Regions from separate parts of the Homo sapiens genome. Here region 1 is linked to region 2. Evidence: chromatin contacts called from ENCODE Hi-C or POLR2A ChIA-PET data. All regions are on one chromosome and are shown on one strand. Each heading gives the region's core, a stretch centred on a gene start or an enhancer-like site at or near the end of the contact. The rest is flanking DNA. Distances are from core to core; before and after follow the strand shown.

Region 1 (5,519 bases), core at 1,533-4,032, 200 kb after region 2:
GGTAGACAGGTGTGGCACCCTACACCCAGGCCTTTGCAGATCATGTACTAGTCTGTACCCCTCCCTGAGCCTCTCAGCTCTACAGATTAGACAACTTACTAAAGGGAGCCCTCAGCTGCACCCTTGATGATGGGCTGTGATTGACCAAGGAGCCCCAGTGAGGCTCCTGGCTGGGCTCTGCAAGACAGATGCCAAACACAGCCGTGGCTCCTGTGACTCGATGAGTTGAAGGGATGGCAGCCTGCTTTTCCTCAAGGCAGGAAGTCATCGCGTGAATATTCTAACTGTATTGGCTGCAGGGGTTTGGGGATCTTCTCCAAGCCGGCGTCCTTACCTTCACACTAAGGGCTATGAGCTCATTCACTCTCACATGGGAATCCCTAACCCTGAGCCTCACAGATCCAGGCCAGCCTTGCCAATTGCTGAAAGACCTTTTCTTGGATGACTTGTCATTATTAAGCCAGAACTCATCATCTCCCCTCTCCCTCCACACCTCTGTCTCCCTTCCATGTCCATATTTCGCTTTTCTCATCATCGGGTTCAAGTGTGACTAGCACTTCTGAGACCTCCTTCTTTCACTCCAGCCTGTTGCCCCATCTTGATAATGCTTCCTTTAAAATGTCTTTGAGTCTGTCCCTTTCTCTCTGTTCCCACTGCCCCTGCTCAATACTGTCATTTGATTAGACTATTGTATAAGCCTCTCTTATGAACTGAATATTTTTGTCTTCCCCAAATTCATGTTGAAGCTGTCACTCCCAATGTGACGGTATTTGGAGGTAAAGCCTCTGGGAGGTAATTGGTTTAGATGAGGTCATGAGGATGGGGCCTCCATGATGGGATTAGTGCCCTTGTAAGAAAGTGGAAGAGAGACCAGAGTTCTTTATCTCCACCGTGTAAGGCCACAGCAAGAAGGAGGCCGTCTCCAAGCCAGGAAGAGAGCCCTCCCAGGGAACTCACTCAGCTGGCACCTTGATCCTGCACTTCCCCACCTCCAGAACTGTGAGAGATAAATGTCTGTTGTTTAAGCCACCCAGTCCATGGTGTTTTGTTATAGTAGCCCAGCCTAAGACAGCCTCCTACCCTGTTTCTCTGCCTCCTGCCTCATCCTTCATGTGGAATACTAGTTTCTTTCACATCACTTATCACTGATTGTAGTAATACGTTTGTTGTGTTTATTTGCTTGGTGTTTATCTTCATAACCAGATGACAGGCTCCATGAAGCCACACTTGTTTGGTTCACCACTCTGTACCCAGGGCTGCACACCATGTCCAACACATAACAAGTGCTTCGTAATGTTTTTTGACAAAATGAAATGCTGACTACAATAAAAGTCTCCAGCCAGGTCTCTTTGCCTCCTGCCCCATCCTTTCTGATTCATGTCTGATGCTTTGGATAGAGCCATATTCTTAAAACACAAGTTTTATCCTACCCAGTCCTTCTTCGGCAGAGTGTTTATTGGGTCCCACAACCCTTTTTGGAGGTTTATGGGAAATTAAGTGAAGTTAGGATCGAGATGATAGTGGGAAAATGTGCTGTGTGTCATTAATAACAATGCATTTAATTTTAAATTGGGGTTTACTTCAAACCCAAAACTGTGGGTTTGCTTTTTTAACCCATGAGCACAACAGGAAATGAATGAGTCAAGCTTCCTAGTATCTAGGGTCCTCTAGGTTGAGGCTTGATCAAATCAGCCCTGACTGCCCAGACCTGCCACTTAGGCAGCAGACCTGTCAGTGGTCCCAGGTGGTCACAGCCTACAGCTTCCCTTGCTGTGCTGTTCCCATGTGGGGCTCAGAGACCTTCCACCCAGCAGAGCAGCATGGGCTCTGGGGGTGGGACCCAGCTTCCTAGGGACTGTGTGTCTTCTGTGAAAGTGTGAACACTGAGGCCGGGGGATGAATATATGCTGGGTAGACAAGGCACACCCTGACTATAGCTATTTACAAAGTTGGGAAAACACAGTTTATTGAATTTCCTCTTCACTCAATGGTGGCCCATTTACCCCCTCTCTGTACTAAGAGGAAGTTCCATTAGCTCACACAAAGACAGCATTACGCATTCCTCAGCTTGGAAAAGCCCTTGAAGGAGATTGCTCAGTTGAAGAACAGCTGGGGCCTTCTGTTGGGGGCTGTAATCCAAATTCCCAAGAAATCTGCAAGTGTCTCATCAGCCCCGGCTGCTTGGAAGGACTCGCTCAGTTTCTCCCAAGGGCCTGTCTGTGGTGAGTGGTTACAGAGCAGCCTCAAAGCAGAGATGAACCAGCGCAAACTCCTACTCATTCCACAGAAACGGAGCAGGCAGGGCCTGCACCAAGGGCTGTGTCTTCTGACTTCCTTCTGTCCTGCAAGCTGCTCTTTGATCTGTCGTATCCAACCAAACTGGCTGCAGTTCCTTGAATGTAATTCCTTTTACTCTCTGAATCTTTATATTTAGACCTTAGGGGCCTTTTCCATGGGGAATAAGCCATCGCTAACACCTCATTTCCAGGAGAAAGTGACCAACACTACTTTTCTTTCCAATATTGACAAGGAGGGCTCTAGGGCAAAAGCCTGAGCAGGTCTGAAATGGCGTGATATTAGTCAAGTTCTCTGAAGATGATAGGATCAGCACTTCCTCAGAACTAGTTATTTTCTCAGAATGAACTGGGTGAGGCAAGATTGGAGATGACACAGGGGAAAAGAGGTGAGGTGTCCCCAGTCACCTTCTAGGGGATTCAGGTAGGACGAAGAGAAAAGCACACCCAGGAAGCTCAGGCCGCGGGCCTGGGTTTGTTCTACCCACTGGGCTGAGCATGGGGAGAAATTCAAACCCACATGGGGTTTTTCATGGAGGGAGCAGGCTGCTTCTAGAATAGAGTGCAGATGGCTTCCGCACTTAGGAGAACCACCACTGGGACATGCCTCCTGGGCAAGGGGAGCCAGGGACAGGGCTCTGGGAACAGAGCTCCAGGGAGGCCCAGTTTGCTGTCTTCCTGGAAAGGAGGGGTTTCCAGGTTCTTCTCTCCACATTGTCAGAACTCACATCCAAAACGTTGCATTGTGCTTTCCACCTCTTCCTTTTCTGTCTTCTGAAAGAGTCCCGCTGCACACTCCTTATCGCTTTCATTTTCACTTGTTTCCAAGAAAAGCTGTCCATTTTTCTTTACAGACTCAACAGCCAATGACAGCTAGTGGCACATAGTACCACATGCCTGGCACCATGTTAAACTTTTTATGTGCAATTTCATTTACACCTCACAACATCCTCATGGGGAGTTGTCAACTCCACGTGACAGGTGGGGAAATTAAAACTTGGAGAGGATAAGTAATGGGCCCAAGGTCACAATACAGGTAGCATGAGGACTCCCTGGGTCTGTCAGATTTAAGCCTGAGTCCTCAGCCCTGTTTCCTTAAAGTGACATCACACATCCCACACATTATTACCCTCCTCATTATCAACAACCGAGTCCTCCATGAGCCAATGTGCCATCAGCAATCTGACTAGTTTCACACGATTCCTGTGGTCTTGACAATTTATTGGAATAAAAAACATGTATCACTTATTGACAGAGCTTTGTGTTCAAGGCACATTCATACCCATTTCCTCAGCAGAACCTCACATCCCTACGAATTAGACAAGTCAGTCATTATTCTGCAGATGAGGAAACTGAGGCTCCAAGAGGATAAGTGACTTCTCCAAGGTCATACCACTGGAAACAGCAAAGTCAGAGCTAGAATTTCGGGGCTCCTGAGATATCCAGAATTCTTTCACTGTGCAATGCTGCCTCTCCAATAAATAAATGAACAAAATAAATAAATAAAGCTTTCAAGGGAACCCTGAGGAATCCTCCCTCAAGCCTGCCTCCAGAGGGAGTTCAGTTACCAGACTGGCACCTAAGAGTACTTTGGCAGAGGGGTGGGGGTCATGGCTGGATTCCCTGGGCCAGAATATCTGTTTTCAGAATGCTCCAGAGAAAGGCAGGGCTGAGATGACTCTGGATGGCACGCACAGGCCTGTCCCCTCACAGCTTCCATGCCTGTGGACTGAACTGCCTTTGTTTGAAGGCAGAGTCCAAATGGCCTATGGGGAGGCAGGGCCCATAATGCCCCCTTCTGGGGCTGTGTCTGATACTGTCTTGGCATGACACCATGGACTCCCATTGGATCTGTTAGCCTCTGGCATAAGAAACAAGCCAGCTTGGTAGTCCACGGACAGTATCTGCATTCTCCCAGGACCAGCTTGGCTAATACCCAGCAAACATGGAGGGTCCCCTAAAGGTGGAGTCCTTATTTCACAGATGGGAGATTGAGGCCCTCTGACAAGTGGCTAGTCCAAAATCACACAGCTGAACACCAACAAGGCAGGGACCCCAGCCCAGTGCCCAGTGGCTTATCCTCTGGGTCTGTAGCTGGACATTAGCAGCAAACACAAGCACAGGCCTCCAACCCTGACCCTCTGGGGCTGGCATGAGCTGGTGCCCAAGCCCAGAGGCCGCCCAAAGGGCTGAGTTATGACCAATACAAAAAACCATGGCTTCTCTGGAAGTTGTCAGCAAGATGGTGGGGCAGCAAAGTGAGGATGTGAGTGGCTTGGCCTCAGCAAGTGCCCCAGGGGGATGCTACTCCATTTGTTGGAGAGAGGGAGATATTTGCAGATGGGTGCCAGAGGTACCCACCAGAGGGATGGGTTCTGAGCTGGAAGCCCCATCCAGGGTCTCGGCTCCCTTTGTCTCCCCTCAGTGAATCCATTATGATGTGTTTGAGTGTCCAGAAAATATATACCTTAAGATCTTCCAGTGACAAGCTTCCTGCCCCAGAGGCCCGATGAGGGGAGGTTCCCCATGTGACCATCATATCCTCCTTTTTCCCCTAAAAATGACCCCAGCAGCAAGGCCCTGAAGCTTCCATTCCTACAGCCCTTCCTCCTGCTGGAAGCTCTGATGCTCGAGTGGCCTAAGCAGGGAGGTCTGGGTCTGAGCTGACTTCAGCCTGGTGGCCTCACCACAACTCCAGAAAGCCCCATGGTTCCCCTGAGCAAATAATCCTTTATGATACAGGAAAGAGTTCCTAGGAGGGAGAAGGTCCCTGCCCTTCTCAGCTCTGCCAGAGTCTGCAGGGCCCCAGTCAACAGAACAGGTCAGTGCCACCCACATACCCTGCACTAGTTCAGTGAGTTGGCCTCCTCCTGCCCCAGACACCCTGACCAGCCCTGCAGGGCCTGGCTGGGGCCAGCCCCAGTGGACTTGCAGAAAAGTGCCCAGACTGCCTCGTGCCTAACTTCTGCCCCAGGGGCCCTCCTCCTGGTCCAGGCAGAGGAGCAGGCATGGCTAAAATCAAAAGCAGCCTCTCAGCCCGAGTCACTCACTTGACTGCAGGCTAGAGATGAGGGGCAGGGTGACCAGGTCTGAGTTAAAGCTGCCCAGGAGACCACCTGGGGCTGCCACACAGCCTAGAGGGGCAAGGTCATGGGCAAAGCTCCAGTCAGATATTCCCAGGTCACTGCAGCTGCTCAAGGCCAGGAGTGACCATTCCTCAGTGGG
Region 2 (5,583 bases), core at 2,590-5,089:
AGAATAAAAGAAAAACAATAAAAGAAGTTGAAGAAAGTTACCCCTGGTTCATTTTTTTAGTTGGGAGAGTCAGTGGGTTAAATATAAGAATGAGAGTTCTATAACTTTCCACTTCCTGTTTATGCTAAGCAGATGTTGGTGTCTAAGATGATGAACATAAAGTAGGGACTTTGAGATTTTCCATACTTCCTTTAGTACAAACTTGATGTGAAATTAGAGTTCATGGGAGGAATTCTGGAAAAGGGGAAAGAGAAAGGAATTAAAGAGGACCAGAAAGTGTTTATGGTGATATGGAGACAGCAGAAACCCTCAGGCTTGGTACATGTGGGCAGCTAGAGGGTATTCTCATCTTGGGGATGATGCTGTGCTGGTCTGAGGGAGGAGGCTCTGAGTACTTTGCCCACGTGGAATCATCTGGATCACCCACAGAGGGAATTCGTACAGAGGGAATACGTACAGTGTTTGGTGGTGACAGCGATTTTTGCTGCTGAGGGTCTTTGGCTAAACATGATCTCTTCTAGAAATTCTTTGACTTCTATAGATTATAACTTGAGTCTGACTTGATTTACTGTTTTATCCTCAGAGCTCATGGTCCATGTGGGTGGATTGATTCAGATGGGATGTGTTTTCCAGAGCACAGAAGTGAAACACGTGACCAAGGTAGAATGGATATTTTCAGGACGGCGCGCAAAGGTAACAAGGAGGAAACATCACTGTGTTAGAGAAGGCTCTGGCTGATGGTATCAGGACAAAGGTAGAATCAGGCACATGAGGAGGTGTTGCAAGAGCCTGGGCTTTGGTGCTTATCAGAACTGGACCTTCTCCTAGCAATTTCAGCTTTCTGGTGGGAAAGATAACTCCAATGAAGAACAAGAACAAGAAGATGATGATGATGCTTAACTTTTTGGATGCCGATATGAGATTGTACATGTAAAGCATTTTGTATAAGACTTGGCCCCTGCATTTTAGTTTCCTTCTTTCTCCCTTTTCCTTCGTATAGAGTCCATGGGAGAATGAGGGAGATGATTTTTGTGGCCCAGCCAAGAAAGCAATGGGCTAGACATTAAAGTGATTACACTTTTATTCTTACTGGGGTTAGTTCTGTGAGTTTTCATCTGTGCCCCATTGCCCCATTTATGTGATGGAGGGAATTTTCATGGGTACTTCACGTGTTGGGATTGATTGATCCTGGGGGCCAGGGTGAAGGGTATTTTACGGGAACTCTATAAAGCAGGAAGAAGCAAGTTTATTCTTTAGACCAGTAGCTCTCAACCATGATGTGGTCGTATATTTATGGGTCAACATGTGTTGTGGGGATATCCCAAGTAACTTGTTATTAATAAAAGTTAAGTTGCAAAATTTAGTAAAGACTAACTTTTATAAATTAAAACATATTCCAGGTCATCTCTCTAACAAAGTCATTTGCACTTGATTCCTCTATGCTATCTGAGTGGGTCACAGTGGGTGACATCATGATGGAGTATGGGGAATTACATCTGGTCCCAGGTTCACCTCTGAGAGCTTGCCATACATTTAAATGTCATCCATTGAGTGATTCACAGGAGAAAATAGGATGAGAATTGACATTTTGAGGTTGTGAATTTGAATCACGAGAGACAAAATGTTAGGGGCCAGGTCACTTCATTCATGTTTGTGTCTACACACCCATTAACTTTTCTTAAAAGCTTTAAAAAAGCAATCTACATGGCTTTTTTTAATGCCAATATTCATTTAACAAGTTATTTTTAAAGAATCTGCTATATGAAGAATACTTAAAGCCCCAGTCCTGATGGGAAACTTACAACCAAGATGGAGGAGATACATGTAAAATAATAAAGACGTATATAATACATCAGGCAATAGTAAGAGCCTACGGGGAACAATAAAGCAGGACTTTGTGGTTTTTGTTATGTGGGTGCTTGGGGAGCCCTCACTGAGATGACATTTGAGGAGAGGGAGTGAACCCTGCATATGTGTAGGGGGAAGAGTGTTCTTGCAGTCATAGACAGTAGCAAGTGCAAAGGCCTTGCAGCCAGTATGCAAGGAGCAGCCAAGAGGTCCATGTGGCTGGAGCGCAGTGACCCAAGTAGGTGAGGGAAGAGCAAGTAGAAGTTGAAGTCAGAGGTAAAGGGAGATGGGCTGGGTCATGCAGGGCCTTGCATTTTAGTAGAAATGGGAGTGGGGGCCATGAAGGGTTTTGAGCACAGGAGTAACATGATTTAACTTACATTTTTAAAGGCTCATCTGCTGAAAATAGATTGTCATAGAGAATAAGCAGGGAGACAAGTAAGAAAGCTGTTGCAGGAATCTAGGTGAGAGATGAGCTGGACCAGAATGGTATCAGTGGAGGAGGTGAGGACTGGCTGGATTGGGGATATATTTTGAAGGTAGAGGTGATAGGATTTGCTGAGGGATTCAATGTGATTTGTTCCAGAAAGACAGAAATTAAGGATGACTCCAGGATTTTTAGCCTGAGTATCTGGAGGAAAGCATTGCCATGTACCAAAATGGGATGGACTGGAAAGAACTGGTTTGGGGGAAAGATGAAGAGTTCAGTTTTAGACATGTTTCAGGTTCCTATTGGAAATCCAACTAGAAATGTCATCAAGAATAAAAGTATACTTTTGCTTTTTTTTTATTGGAAAGGTGCACAAAATGAAAGTCCTCCTTTTCTTATCCCTCCATTCAGATGGAAAAACTGTTCATGGTTTTGTGATGTCCTTCACAAGTACACACGCATGCACATGTGTGTGTACATGACTTTGTGTTATTTAATGCTTTCTGATAATACCCTTACTGCCTTCACCTAGCAGGGCCTTGGAGTCCTGAGATCTTCCCTCCCCCATTTTCTCTGCTCCCCGCTCCACTCCAGTCCTCACAATATCATACTTTTTGTCTTTCACTTCTAGGAGGAGATTGTATTTCGTTACTACCACAAACTCAGGATGTCTGTGGAGTACTCCCAGAGCTGGGGCCACTTCCAGAATCGTGTGAACCTGGTGGGGGACATTTTCCGCAATGACGGTTCCATCATGCTTCAAGGAGTGAGGGAGTCAGATGGAGGAAACTACACCTGCAGTATCCACCTAGGGAACCTGGTGTTCAAGAAAACCATTGTGCTGCATGTCAGCCCGGAAGAGCCTCGAAGTATCTAACATTTGGCTGGGGAGCATTGAGGGACCTCCTGGCTGGTGCATGGCGCCAGGACTAGAGTGAGGCCGGAGAGGTTCCTAGGATGCAAAATTGAAGGAGGCATCCCTCTCAGGTGCTGACTCTGGCCTTGCACAACCCTGAGAATGATGCCTCCTTAGAGGTGGCTCCTCAGGTGCCTGGCTTGCCTCACCCTAGTTCTGGCCCTGCTGCTAGGCCAAGGGGAGGGGAGCTAATTTAGTGAATACCAATCCTCTGCCAGACCCCACTCATTGCCAGGGTCATCTACTGATGTAAAGATACAGAAGCTCAGGGAAGGATCGGAGTTGATGTCCAAAGTCAGCATACTTGGTTTCAAGGGAGGTGCTGTATGTGTTAGAGTGGAGCGGGAAATGATCCTAAGCTAGTGAGAGACAGCCAGGAACAGAGAGGAACATGCAGGCACCAGAACCAAAAATGGAGGGTTTTCTGATCAGAGGTTCTGGATTCTGGCAAACAGTGTGCATCAAGGCCAGTGCTGTGTAGGAGAGGAAAGACTTGATTGTGTTGACAGAGAGAGGTTGATAAGTGAGGGGTTAAAGTTAAACCATAACCCAGTTAGCAATCAGGATGTGGCCTGTGGACTTTGCCTGTCGCTAGGGCCTTCAGGAGTTGGCTGTGGTTGGCTGGGGGTGGGGAAGATGGGGTGAGGATGGAACATACCTCATACCTCAGGCCAGAGACCTAAGTCTGTGGAGGCACCTTGTCTCCAGCTGGAGAGGGGAGCACGGCAGGTCTGTGTGCTTCCTTCTCAGAAGTCCAATTCACAGAGAAAATCGAGCCATTATGGGGGCTCATGCAGCTTCTCCACCCACAAACATATCTATGTCTCCCCCATTCTTATCTCTGCCCTGCCATCCTGAGGCAGAGGAAGGTCCCTTCTGCTCTGGGCTTATCTGGCCCCCTGTGCCCAGGTGGTATCCTTCTCAGGAACCTTACAACATGGCTCTTTGAGCTCACTTTCTGTTGGTTTCTACCATTCAATGGATACGTTTGCTCAATTCTACTACTTAATTACTCCAGCTCCATTCTATGTCTTTTTTTCTTCAGCTCCATTCTGTGTCTTTCTTTTTCTTAAGATTGTTTTCCTGAGATACAATTCACATACCATACAATTTGCCCATTTAAAGCGTTCAGCTCAATGGTTTTAGTACATTCAGAGTTGAACAACCACCACCACAATCACGTGTTTCTTTCTCAACATAGCCAAATAGCTTGCTAAAGGTCTGTGTTTGGTATCTTACTGTCTCATCTCCCATTAACTCCTCAGTGCACTGCATTCTGGCTTATTCTACCTCTACTCCAGCTTAGATCACCAATGGCACTGCAATTATCCATCCTCAGCCTTCTCTCCTTCAGTAGCATTTATATGCACTCTATGTTGGACACAGTTCCACACACACCCATGGATATACTTAGTCAACTCTACACAAGTTTTCCACAAATCCTTCATATGCAACATGTCTAACCTACCCCTGCACACCCCTCCTCAGCCCATCTCCCCAACCTCAGTTGTCTAACTAGATGCCTGGGGGTGTGCTTGATTCTTTCCCTTTCCTAGACCCCTAATCTAACAGGTCAGGTCAACAAGTCCTTGACTCCTACTACAGACTCTTGAAGTTGTCTTCCTTCCAGTCTGTCACTGCCGCCTTAGTTCTGGCTGTCTTCATCTCTGTCTTGAACTGTAGGCCTCTAACCAGTCTCTGCTTTCTCTCTCAGCCACTGCTCCTCATTCTTCACGCGGCTCTTGGTGCCATCTTTCTAAATCACATTAAGAACTTTCTCTTCCACTGCTAATAATCTTTCAATGTTGTTTTCATTGCCTGCAGAAAAATGCCAGATTCTTGGTTGAGATAGTCAAGGTCCTTCCTGACTTGGACCCTGTCATCTCTCCAGCGAAATTCTCCAGCACACCCACAAATGCCACTTTTGTGCCAGACCCGTTGAACTCTTTCTAGTTTCTAAAATCATCATCCTGTCAGGCCTCCAGATCTCATGCAGAACATCCCCTCTGTCCTTCTCCATATTGTCTTCCCAACAAACTGGATGTTTCCTGTAAGTCTTAGGTTAAACTTTAGAACTTTTGCTGGCAAATTCTCACTTGCTGCATATAGAATTGGACACCCTTTTTTCTGTGCCCCTCTGTTCCCCATACAGACTTCTGTTGTAGCGCCTACAGCAGCCTGTGGTTTTCTGTTGACGTGTTTGTCTTCTTCCTTGGAAGCAGGGACCACACATCATCATTCATCTCTGAATCCCCTGTACCTAGTGCTGTCTGGCCCTGAGGAGGTGTTTGCTTTATGTATTTAGAAAGAACCATGCAGATGAGTAGAAGGTTCCATATGGGCAGAAGTACCTCCGGAGGCTTTACTTGGTATCGTCACTGTGGGGCTG

What was found. Hi-C counts contacts between places; a loop is a spot of excess contacts on that map. ChIA-PET counts read pairs that join two places held with the same protein, here RNA polymerase II (POLR2A). Pooled maps may share reads with other maps.
Region 1: a pooled map shows a loop between it and region 2 (8-fold over the local background). The contact joins two enhancer-like sites. A Hi-C loop is called at or near these places in 4 of 37 single-sample maps with no recorded cell type and 10 of 50 pooled maps. POLR2A ChIA-PET finds 5 or more read pairs at or near these places in 4 of 52 experiments (activated CD4-positive, alpha-beta T cell, activated CD4-positive, alpha-beta memory T cell and activated naive CD4-positive, alpha-beta T cell).

Annotation. Positions count from the first base shown.
Region 1 is chr11:117,999,459-118,004,977 of GRCh38, reverse strand. IL10RA (interleukin 10 receptor subunit alpha) reads right to left here. Exons shown (of 7, transcript NM_001558.4): 7 at 3,495-5,519. The coding sequence ends at 5,337. SMIM35 (small integral membrane protein 35) reads left to right here. Exons shown (of 5, transcript NM_001394165.1): 5 at 1-1,344. Among named protein-coding and RNA genes, the nearest start is that of IL10RA, 16 kb to the right of the region's middle. Within about 2 kb of position 2,782, at least 14 of the 41 ENCODE cell types and tissues checked have a DNase peak (open chromatin) inside an H3K27ac peak, as active enhancers do.
Region 2 is chr11:118,200,992-118,206,574 of GRCh38, reverse strand. JAML (junction adhesion molecule like) reads left to right here. Exons shown (of 10, transcript NM_001098526.2): 5 at 584-693; 6 at 2,910-3,147. Among named protein-coding and RNA genes, the nearest start is that of JAML, 21 kb to the left of the region's middle. Within about 2 kb of position 3,839, at least 6 of the 41 ENCODE cell types and tissues checked have a DNase peak (open chromatin) inside an H3K27ac peak, as active enhancers do.